Regions from separate parts of the Homo sapiens genome. Here region 1 is linked to region 2. Evidence: read pairs that join two places in POLR2A ChIA-PET (ENCODE). Cell type or tissue: B cell. All regions are shown on one strand. Each heading gives the region's core, and the rest is flanking DNA. Links, peaks and the distances in the headings are about the cores only.

Region 1 (5,234 bases), core at 1-5,000, 1.9 Mb before region 2:
CAAACCAAGAAAAGATGGAGGCATAATAAAGATGCTGTTCTTTTAAGACTCAAAGTCGGAATTTTGCCTGTGGAATATGAGTCACTTTTTGGGCACTGGCCTATTGTGCTTCCTGCTCTGCACCCACGTCATCCCTTCTTACTTGTCTCTGCTTTGGTGTTCAGAAGTGCCTGATTCTGGCCACCTTCATTCCCTAGACTCTGTACTTGATAGAGTCACTCCTGCTTGATACTGCTCAGGACAGTCAGATCCTGGGTAGGCGTTTTGGTCTGCAGGGTCTAGATAAGGCAGTGCTATACTTGACAACCCAGGGGAGCCTGGAACATACTTCCTAATTCTTAATTTTAGAAATTGCCCAAGCCTGAGCATACTTGTCCGGAGTAGTTATGAGTGTCACTTAGTATTTCTGCCTAGAGAGTACCAGAGGCAAAGTATGCTGGAAAATAAGGAAGAGTTTTTTTAAAAGTAATTAATTACTTTTTTGGATATATCATAGTTGTATATATTTTGGGGATACATATGCTATTTGATACATGTATACAATGTGTAATGTTCAAATCAGGGTAACTGGAATATCCGTCACCTCGAACATTTTTCTTTGTGTTGGCAACGTTGCAATTTCTTTCTTCTAGCTATTTTAAAATATGCAATGAATTATTAACCATAATTTCCCTGCTATACTATTAAATATTAACTTAATTGCTTGTATCTAATTATATTTTTGTACACATTAACCACCTTCTCTTTATCCCTCCCCATCCTTTCATTTCCAGTCTCTGGTAACCACCATTCTACTCTCTTCCTCCATGAGATCCACCTTTTCCGCTCCTACATATGAGTGAGATTATGCAATATTTTATTTCTGTACCTGGCTTATTTAATTTAACCTAATGACCTCCAGTCCCACCCATGCTGTTGCAAATGACAGGATTTCATTTTTTATGACTGAATAATATTCCATTGTGTATGTATACCACATTTTCTTTTATTTTTAGTTAAGTAATTAATTTAGAGACAGGGTCTCACTCTGTTGCCCAGACTGGAGAGCAGTGGTGTGATCAAAGCTCACTGCAGGCCTGCAATCCTGGGCTGAAGTAGTCCTCCTGCCTCAGCCTCCCAGGTAGCTAGGACTATAAGCATGTGCCACCATGCTCAGCTAATTTTTTTTTCTTTTTTTACTTTTTGTAGAGATGGAGTCTTGCTATGTTGCCCAGGTTAGTTTCAAACTCCTGACCTCAAGTAATCCTCCTGCCTCGGCCTCCATATTTTCTTTGTTAATCTGTTGATAGACATATAAGGTGATTCTGTATTTTAACTATTGTGAACAGGGCTGCAATAAACATGGGAGTTCAGATATATCTTTGATATACTGATGTTCTTTTTTTGGATATATACCCAGCGATGAGATTACTGGATCATATGAAAATTCTCTTTTTAGTTTTTTAAGATACCTCCATACTGTGTTTCATCATGGCTGTGCTACTTTATATTCCCATCAGCAGTGTACCACCATTCCCCTTTTTCTGCATCCTTACCAGCATTTGTTATTTTTTGTCTTTTTGATAATAGCCATTCTGCCTGTGGTGAGATAATATCTCATTATGGTTTTGATTTGCCTCTCCCTAATGATTAGTGAAGTTTAGGATTTTTTTTTCATGTACCTGTTAGCCATTTGTCTGTCTTCTTTTGAGAAATGTCTATTTGGATCTTTTGTCCATTTAAAAATAAGACTTTTTTTTTTTTTTTTTTTTTTGCTAATTGAGTTTTTTTAGTTCCTTATGTATTCTGGTTGTTAATCTTTTGTTGAATGGATATTTTGCAAATATTTTCTCCCTTTCTTTATGTTGTCTCTTCACTTTGTTAATTATTTTCTTTGTTGTGCAGAAGCTTTTTAGCTTGATATAATCCCATTTGCCTATTTTTGTTGTAATTGCCTGTGCTTTTGAGGTCCTACCCCAAAAATCATTGCACAGACCAATGTCCTGTAGCATTTCCCCAGTGTTTTCTTCTAGTAGTTGCATATTTTCAGGTCTGAGATGTAAGTCTTTAATCCATTTTGAAATGATTTGTGTATATGGTGAAAGCTGTGGATCTAGTTTCCTTCTTTTGCACAGCCAATATTTGATTCTCACTGAAATCTCACTGCCCTCCTGGAAATATTACCGGATGTTTTACTGTCATAGCGAAGTGAGAGTAAGCTGCTCACTGAGGATCAAAGAGCTTGTGACAGACCTAAGACTCAAGTCTTCTCACACCTTCAAAATCTCTTTCCATCATACAATCTACTAGCTGCTGAATTCGCAAGCTTTTTGTGCAAGCTAGTAAAAAGCAAAATGGTTTGATACAAATACTGTGGCCATGCTAGGTACAATGACATCAATTTAAATTATCATTGGTCTTAACAAGGGGATGTAGAAAGGGGTCTCCTACTGACATTTTAATACTCACTTAAAAGTAGTATTTTTCCTTCAGATTTCTTTATATTATTAGTATAATTACTGTAAGTATCCTTTACTGCTTTATATGTTGAATTAGCTGGAAGTGCCAAAAGAAAAACTCTTAATGATAAATTTAAGGTATTAAGGTAAATTTCTCCTTCATTTAATTTAATAGTAATTCTTAATTACTATTTAAAATAAAGATTAAGGTTTGTTTCTAGATGCCATTTAACATGATATTCCAGACTGCCAGTTTTATTTTCAAAGTTTGTTTCATATTTTATTAATGTTTCTTCATAAATGACAGTCTTTAGAAAATTGACGGTTAAGCTAGGTGCTTTATATTTTTCTTTTCCTGCCTATCTTTTCACTGTGCTCCTAAATTTTACATCTCTTTATTCTCAAGGGTTCAACCTTTGAAGAAGGGGAGCAAAATAAATGAAAGTGGCTAAAATTTTTTCTTTAACCCCTAGACTCTTTCCTGTTGTGCATTAATTACATGCTTGAGTTTTTAGAATAATTATAATAAAGTAAAACTACCAATTTAATTGTATTGTAACTGTGCAAGATGGGAACCTTCTCTCTTAGAGAGATAAGCTTTTAATTGAATAGATTAATGGATCAATTGTTACCTCTGCTTTGCTGCCAGAGATTCTATTTAATCACAGAAGTTCCATGTAGTGCTGGAGAGCTCAGTTGCCTGAATCTTTTTGCAAAGCGTTTACTGATACTGTTGCTTCACCAACCAAAACAAACAGGTTTTTTCCTTGAGTCAGCTTTGTAGGTACAGAGATGAGTTTGGCATCCTATGTGACTTTTTTTTTTTTTTTTTTTTTTTTTTTTACCACCAGAAGCTGTTCAGAATGTTATTTTCTTAAATAGTTCGGAAAAAAGTCTTGATGTATTCTATGAAAGCACAAAAATAGTCAGTTTCTATGACAGCTGGATTGTCAACGTCTGTTCAGCTTACGTGGAGGAGGATGTCCTACTTGAGTAGTATAGGTAGAAATAGCTATCAGAAATTGCCGCCTTTGAAAGCAATTTGAAATTATGTAAAAGGAAGTAATGACAAAATAAAGCAATTTATGTTTAATCTGGAAAAGATCCAAAAGTAATATTGTAAAGAGATCTTGAGTAATCATTTTTATCTTCCTAAAATAGCCGTTGTTTACTCCCGTAAGCGAGTAAGAAACTTGTGCCATTATTCCTTATTGGGTGCATATAGATTTCTCACCTTGTCATTCAACTCCTTGCAATATTCAACTTTACTTATGCATCCAGCCTTATCCCAAAATAGCCTCTTCCCTGTAGCAGCTTCCTTATCATGTAGCAGCCTACTCTCCTCACCGCTCATCCGTTCTTATACAATCTGGCTTAAGCTCTACCTCTTCATATTATATTCTTCTCTGAGTAATTTCAACTCACACTGAGTCTTACTTTCAGTATTTCTATTATATTGGTATTTATTACACATCACACTTAGATACTTTTCCATTAGTCTCTAGAGGGTACATATATGCACTTTCTCTTTTTTTTTTTTTTTTTGACCATGTCAAGTATAGTTCTATAGTATAATAGAATGAATTGGAGATCCTTTACATTTAGAGAGGGAGGAGTCTACAGTAGGAAGAATAGGTTAATTTTCATCTCCGGTTTGAAATCAGGACTTTCAATTTTTTTTTCAGAGGTAAAGAGCAACTTAGTCAAGTTGGCATCTTGTAAACAGACTGAGTGAAGATATACTTAAAATGCATCTATAATTTCATATTTTATTTCGAAATGTGAAAGAGCCTACTAGGGGTGTCTGTGATCTCTAGACCTTATCAATTCATTCTAGAGAAATCTGGAGGGAGCCATTGAGGAGTTCTACCTCCTGTCTATTTTATAGAGCTCTTTCTCTTTTTCTCCTATCAGATGTAGATTCAATTGCTAAAAATGCCACGTTTCTTGCCTCTATTATTCTAGCTTCATTACTTGGGGAGCAGCCATTCTGATAACTTACATTTTGCTACTAAAATCTCCAACTTCACCTAATCCTTCATTATAAGCCACTTCATTTTTTCCTATAATTAAAATTTTAAATATGTGGAGGAAATTCTGTCAGGTAGATATGACTTAAAACCTACTAAGGGCCAGGTGCAGAGGCTCACGCCTGTAATCCCAGCACTTTGAGAGGCCAAGTCAGGAGGATTGCTTGAGCCCAGGAGCTTGAGACCAGCCTGGGCAACAGAGCGAGACCCCTGTCTTCACAAAAAAAAAAAAAAAAAAATTAGCTGGGTGTGGTGGCACATACCTGTAGTCCCAGCTACTTGGGAGGCTGAAGTGGGTGGATCACCTAAGGACAGGAGTTCTAGGCTGCAGTGATCTATGATTGCACCATTGCACTCCAGCCTGGGTGACAGAGTGAGACCCTATCTCAAAAACAAAAACAAAACCAAAAAAAAAAAAAAAACAAGAAAAAAAAAGTACTAAGGATCTGGTATAGCCATTCTTGCACTTAATAATCTTGGTACAACCTCTAAAACTATTTTTTATAGTTTATTTTATTTTGCCTTATTTAGACAATTGGCATGTCTATGTTCTTCATAATTTAGAAATTATATGTATTTATATATATAAATTATATATATTATATATTATGTATAAATTAAATTATATATATATATAATATATATATATTTGAAATGGATTCTTGCTCTGTCATCCAGGCTAGAGTGCAGTGGCACAATCTTGGCTCACTGCACCCTCTGCCTCCTGGGTTCAAGCGATTCTCCTTCCTCAGCCTCCCGAGTAGCT
Region 2 (5,507 bases), core at 306-5,305:
GTTGCCTAGTTAATAAATGACTACTGTCTAGCCACTGGCCAACTACAGTCCATCATCTACTTATTCACATATGCCATGATTAGACTGTATTTGTCAGATATGATATTCACCAATTTGGGGATCCCTATGTATCTTTCATAGATAGCCCAAATAGAAGGTATAAGTTTTGCAGTCTGTTGATTTACTATAATGTAAGAAAAGGGGGAACATTTTATTACGCATTAGGACAAAATATTTTTGGAGCTGGCTGACCTTCTGTGTGAGCAGGAGGTCAATACATGTTGGCTTCATATATGCAATTTTCAACTACGGTCTGCCTTCCACCCCCACTGACAAAAATCCCATGTGCTAAATATTAGAGGAATAATATTTTCAGCTTGATCAACTTCATCATAATTTAGCTTTGTCATGTTGGACAGGTAAGATGAAAGAAAGGAAAGAAAGAAAAAGAGTATTAAAAACAATGACATTCTTTACTAAAAAGAGGCAGCATAACTCAAATTTCAAAAGAAGTAATCTGCTTAGTAACACCAAAATATATGGTAAATTGAAGCGATATGGTAAATCTCATCAAAAAAAAAAGGCTGGACTAAATCCATACATATTGTGAATCTGTTGATACTCTGGCTAACAAACGCCCAAAAATCTAACCTAGGAAAGATTTTATAAAAAACCACCTGTTTACAACCAAGCGTGGTGGCTCACACCTGTAATCCCAGCACTTTGGGAGGCCAAGGCAGGCAGATCATTTGAGTCCAGGAGTTCGAGGCCAGCCTGGGCAACATAGTGAAAACCCATCTCTACAAAAAAAATACAGAAATTGGCCAGTAAAGGTACGCGCCTGTAGGAGGCTGAGGTGGAAAAATCGCTTGAGCCCAGGAGGTGGAGGTTGCAGTGAGCCACGATCACACCACTGCATTCCACCCTGGGTGACAGAGTGAGACCCTGTCTTCTGGAACAAAAAAAAAAAAAAAAAAGAAAAGAAACTACTTGTTTGATAAATTTTATTGCACATTTACATGTGTCAGGCACTAGGTAAGGAGATTAACCATGAACAAGACAAACATAGGCCCTGCCCTCATGCGCTAAAAATTAAAAACAAAAAAACTGTGTGTTGTGATAGAGAAAACAGGAGGAGGAGTTATTATAGACAGAGAGGAAATAACTTCTGTCCATGTTTAAATGGTCAGTATACCAGGAGAAACAGGTATCACAATGGACCCTTTTAATAAGAGAACAATGAAACGACTTCATTAAGCATTTTATTAAGACTTTAAAAGAGAGTAAACCCAATTTCTTATTCTATAATAACTTGGTTTTAAAGTTATCTACACCTCGAATGGCCAAAAGGTTTTTGTTTTTGTTTTTGTTTTTGTTTTGAGATTGAGCCTAGCTCTGTCGCCCAGGCTGGAGTGCAGTGGCGTGATCTCAGGTCACTGCAAGCTCTGCCTCCTGGGTTCACGCCATTCTCCTGCCTCAGCCTCCCAAGCAGCTGGGACTACAAGTGCCTGCCACCATGCCCGGCTAATTTTTTTTTATTTTTTATTTTTAATAGAGACGGGGTTTCACTGTGTTAGCTAGGATGGTCTCGATCTCCTGACCTCATGATCTGCCCGCCTCAGCCTCCCAAAGTGCTGGGATTACAGATGTGAGCTGCTGCGCCCGGCCAGGTTTTTTTTTTTTTTTTTTTTTTTAATGTAACTAACTCCTCATCAACTGTCATGCCTAATCCTATGAACATTCATCTTGTAAGTACTGATTCTTGGTTTTAAATTCTATCTATATCTATCTATCTATCTATCTGTCTATATCTATATCTATCTATCTATGAATGAGACGGAGTCTCACACTGTCACCCAGGCTGGAGTGCGGTGGCGTGATCTTGGCTCAATGCAACCTCCAGCCTCCTAGCTTCAAGCGATTCTCCTACCTCAGCCTCCCGAGTAGCTGGGATTACAAGCGTGTGCCACCATGCCTGGCTAATTTTTTATATTTTTAGGGGGTTTCACCATGTTGGCCAGGCTGGTCTTGAACGCCCAACCTCAGGTGATCCGCCTGTCTTGGCCTCCCAAAGTGCTGGGATTACAGGCATGAGCCATTGCGCCTGGCCTCAAATACATTTCTAATAGGTTTTAGCTTTTCTTTACTTCTACCACTTCTTGGACTTGTATCATAGGATGCTTTACTTTTGAAACCCTTGACAACTCATAATTTCTTGAAGAGACAGACATTCTCTCTGCTTCAGAATTACCATTTTCATTTGTAGATGAGGTACACATACCTACCTTTAGCATCTGTCCACTAACGAACTATCTCAAGTAAATTTTTGTGTCAAATATAGAAGATAAAGAATGTTTTCACATGTCTTTAAAGCAAAACAAGATGCTCCAAGTTCTTTTTGCAAAATATTGCATGATAAAATCCTTTCTGTTGAATGACTACTTATATGAGAAATCATATATACTTTTTGTGCTCAGAAATATTTGTTCACTTATCAATTACTGAGTTTGAGAAAAATGAACAAGGATATTGTCATCTGAAGACTCATGGTCTGAGATTTCCCTTATATGGTCAATTTCAACATCACTACAATTTTGGATGCCACTATCACTGGCTTTACACCATCCCCTGATTCATCTAGTAACTGTGAAACATCTTGTAAATCTTCCTGTCATTAGGAGCAGAAAATGAAAAATTCTGAATTCTCAAATGTGTTCAATGAAAGTTAAAAAAAAAAAAAAGGAGGGCAAAGACTACAAAAATACTGTCTCTACACTTTTGTACTTTCTGGGAAGATGATAAAACACTGGATTTTTTTTTCAAAATTGCACTATCCTTCTAGATGATGCCACCATTTTTCTGTTTTCTTATTATTTTGGTCTCTTTTTAATACAGTTGGAAATAACTAAGTAGTAAAGATAAAATAGTTCCTAGGAACAGAAAACCAAACACTGCATGTTCTCATTCATAAGTAGGAGCTAAACAATGAGAACACATGGACACAGGGAGGGGATCATCACACACCGGGGCCTGTTGGGGAGTGGGGGGAAAGGGGAGGGAGAGTATTAGGACAAATACCTAATGCATGCGGGGTTTAAAACCTAGATGACGGGTTGACAGTTACAGCAAACCACCATGACACATGTCTATCTATGTAACAAACCTGCATGTTCTGCACATGTATCCCAGAACTTACAGTAAAATAAAAATAAATAAAATAGTTCCTAGGATGTAATAGCAAACTATCTCAAGATATAGGAAAAAATCAAATAACTAAGATCCCGTTATATATGACAGAAATATAAAAGGGACCAAAAGGTCCATATGGTAATTTCAAAAAATAAATGTTCTCCTTCTTTGAAGACCTCAAGGAAAGAACAAAACATAAAGTATCAAATCTATAGGTAGAACCACTTGAAAAAGGACTCAAAAACTAAAATTGGGTCCAACTTAAGAAAAATCATTTGTGTATCTACATATTAAAACAATACACATATCCTGTAACTAATTATTTAAATATTACTGTATTAGAATTACCATTTTTGGTTCTTAGCTCAATGTTGAAAAATATAAATAGCACACAACAGAAATTCAATAAACGAAAAGCTGTTGAAAATTTCTGGCCAGGCTCGGTGGCTCACATCTATAATCCCAGCACTTTGGGAGGCCAACGCGGGCAGACTGCTTGGGCCCAGGAGTTTGAGACCAGCCTGGGCAACATGGCAAAACCCTGTCTCTATAAAGTTACTCAGGAGTGGTGACGCAGGCACATGCCTATAGTCCCAGCTACAGTCCAGGACAGTCAAGTCATCGTCTGGCTTTGTTTCCATACCTCGAGCTCTGACTGCATCCCAAGATTACTGGGTAAGCCAAATAAAATAATGAATGTTAAAAATGTATATACTGTAAGTTATAAAATACTTTAAGTAATATTTATGAATAATATACAAATATATCTTGATGGCATAATATTTTTAAATCTAGGATTCTGTTACACTTTTGTCTCACATAACTCCCACAACATTCCTGACAAACTTTCCCATCACGTCTATCTCAAGAAAAGAAAGACAGCATTTTTTTTTTTTTTTTTTTTGAAATGGAGCTTCGCTTTTGTTGCCCGGGCTGGAGTGCAATGGCGCACTCTCAGCTCACTGCAACCTCCGCCTTGTGGGTTCAAGTGATTCTCCTGCCTCAGCCTCTCTAGTAGCTGGGATTACAAGTGTGCACCACCATGCCCAGCTAATTTTTTTTGTATTTTTAGTAGAAACGGGGTTTCACCATGTTGGTTAGGCTCGTCTTGAACTCCTGACCTCAAGTGATCCACCTGCCTCGGCCTACCAAAGTGCTGGGATTATAGATGTGAGCCACCATGCCTGGCCGAAAGACAGAAATTTTATGTCATAAAATTTAAGCAGGGTGATTCAGTTTGAAGAGGCTTGGCTTCTTCCTTAAATTCTTTTCGGAAAAATGATTATCTTACATTGCACAAAATAAAGACTCTAACCTGGTATTTAGCTATTGTCCCCAAAACTATCAAAATCCTTTTTATACACAATTTCTCCTTTAAAAAAACAAGAACACTCCATTCACAGGAACAAGCCACTGTTCTCAAAGTAGTTACAGTAAGCAGAATCTACTATACAAACTCTAGATCTAAGGGCATATTTGCACATTTACATGTCATTTGGTTGAGATGGCCTGCCTAAATATTTTTTAAAAACTTAAAATTTTCTAATTAAATTTATAATTAGTATTAATATTTTAATTTACTAAGTTTAAAAACTCACAATTACCTTTTAAAATGTTGTAAATATTGTGGGGCTCATACCACCCCTCCCATCATAAGAACACTATACTCCTTTCACAGACATAGAAATATACTGAAGTCTCTCCCATCTAGAAGGAAAAAACTCCTCCCTTAATCCCTTGTTTACTTGCTCTTCCTTTCTCCTCTTCCAGTATTTTGAAAATGTCTGCTATTCTCTCAGTTGTGTCCTTGTCTTCACTTCTACCTTTCCAAACCTCTTTCCTATCCACTAAAGAAACCATACTAAGGTCACCAAGTATGCCAAAACCAAAAGACAGCTTTCAGTCCTCATCTTATTTGACTTCTGTGTATCATGACATTATTTAACATTCTCCTGCACCATAGCTACAAAGGTTCTACTTTCTTATTCCTCTTCCTACCTTCTCCAGTAAGTAGGTCCTTCTCAGTCATCTTATATCTAAACTGGCTCCTCTTAGAACTTCCTCTTCCAGCCCCTTTAATGTTGAGGTTACTTCATGCTGTTCTTAATCTCTTCTCTTTAATTTTTCTTTTCTTTTTTTTCGGAGACATAGTCTCACTGTCCCCCAGGCTGGAGTGCATTGGCACAATCTCAGCTCACTGCAGCCTCTGCCTCCTGGGCTCAAGCAATCCTCCCCTCTCAGCCTCCCAAGTAGCTAGGACTACAGGCATGCCCCACCACACCGGGCTAATTTTTGTATTTTTTGTAGAGACAGGTTTC

The links. ChIA-PET counts read pairs that join two places held together with the same protein. Peaks named below come from ENCODE experiments on the same cell type or tissue, not always from the same donor. Only the 100,000 strongest peaks of a DNase experiment are listed, where the experiment ranks them.
Region 1: POLR2A ChIA-PET joins it to region 2 with 12 read pairs; 2 of 35 experiments call an interaction of 5 or more read pairs at or near these places.

The regions. Positions count from the first base shown.
Region 1 is chr12:40,226,703-40,231,936 of GRCh38, forward strand. All of the region lies in intron 2 of LRRK2 (leucine rich repeat kinase 2), which reads left to right. Among named protein-coding and RNA genes, the nearest start is that of LRRK2, 4.3 kb to the left of the region's middle. In B cell, for the core only: no CTCF peak of the experiment used is centred there; DNase peaks (open chromatin) are centred at 199, 2,149, 3,409, 3,694 and 1 weaker place; H3K4me3 peaks cover 3,929 bases; H3K27ac peaks cover 4,994 bases.
Region 2 is chr12:42,164,103-42,169,609 of GRCh38, forward strand. All of the region lies in intron 2 of YAF2 (YY1 associated factor 2), which reads right to left. Among named protein-coding and RNA genes, the nearest start is that of GXYLT1, 22 kb to the left of the region's middle. RefSeq lists a silencer at 5,092-5,292. In B cell, for the core only: no CTCF peak of the experiment used is centred there; no DNase peak of the experiment used is centred there.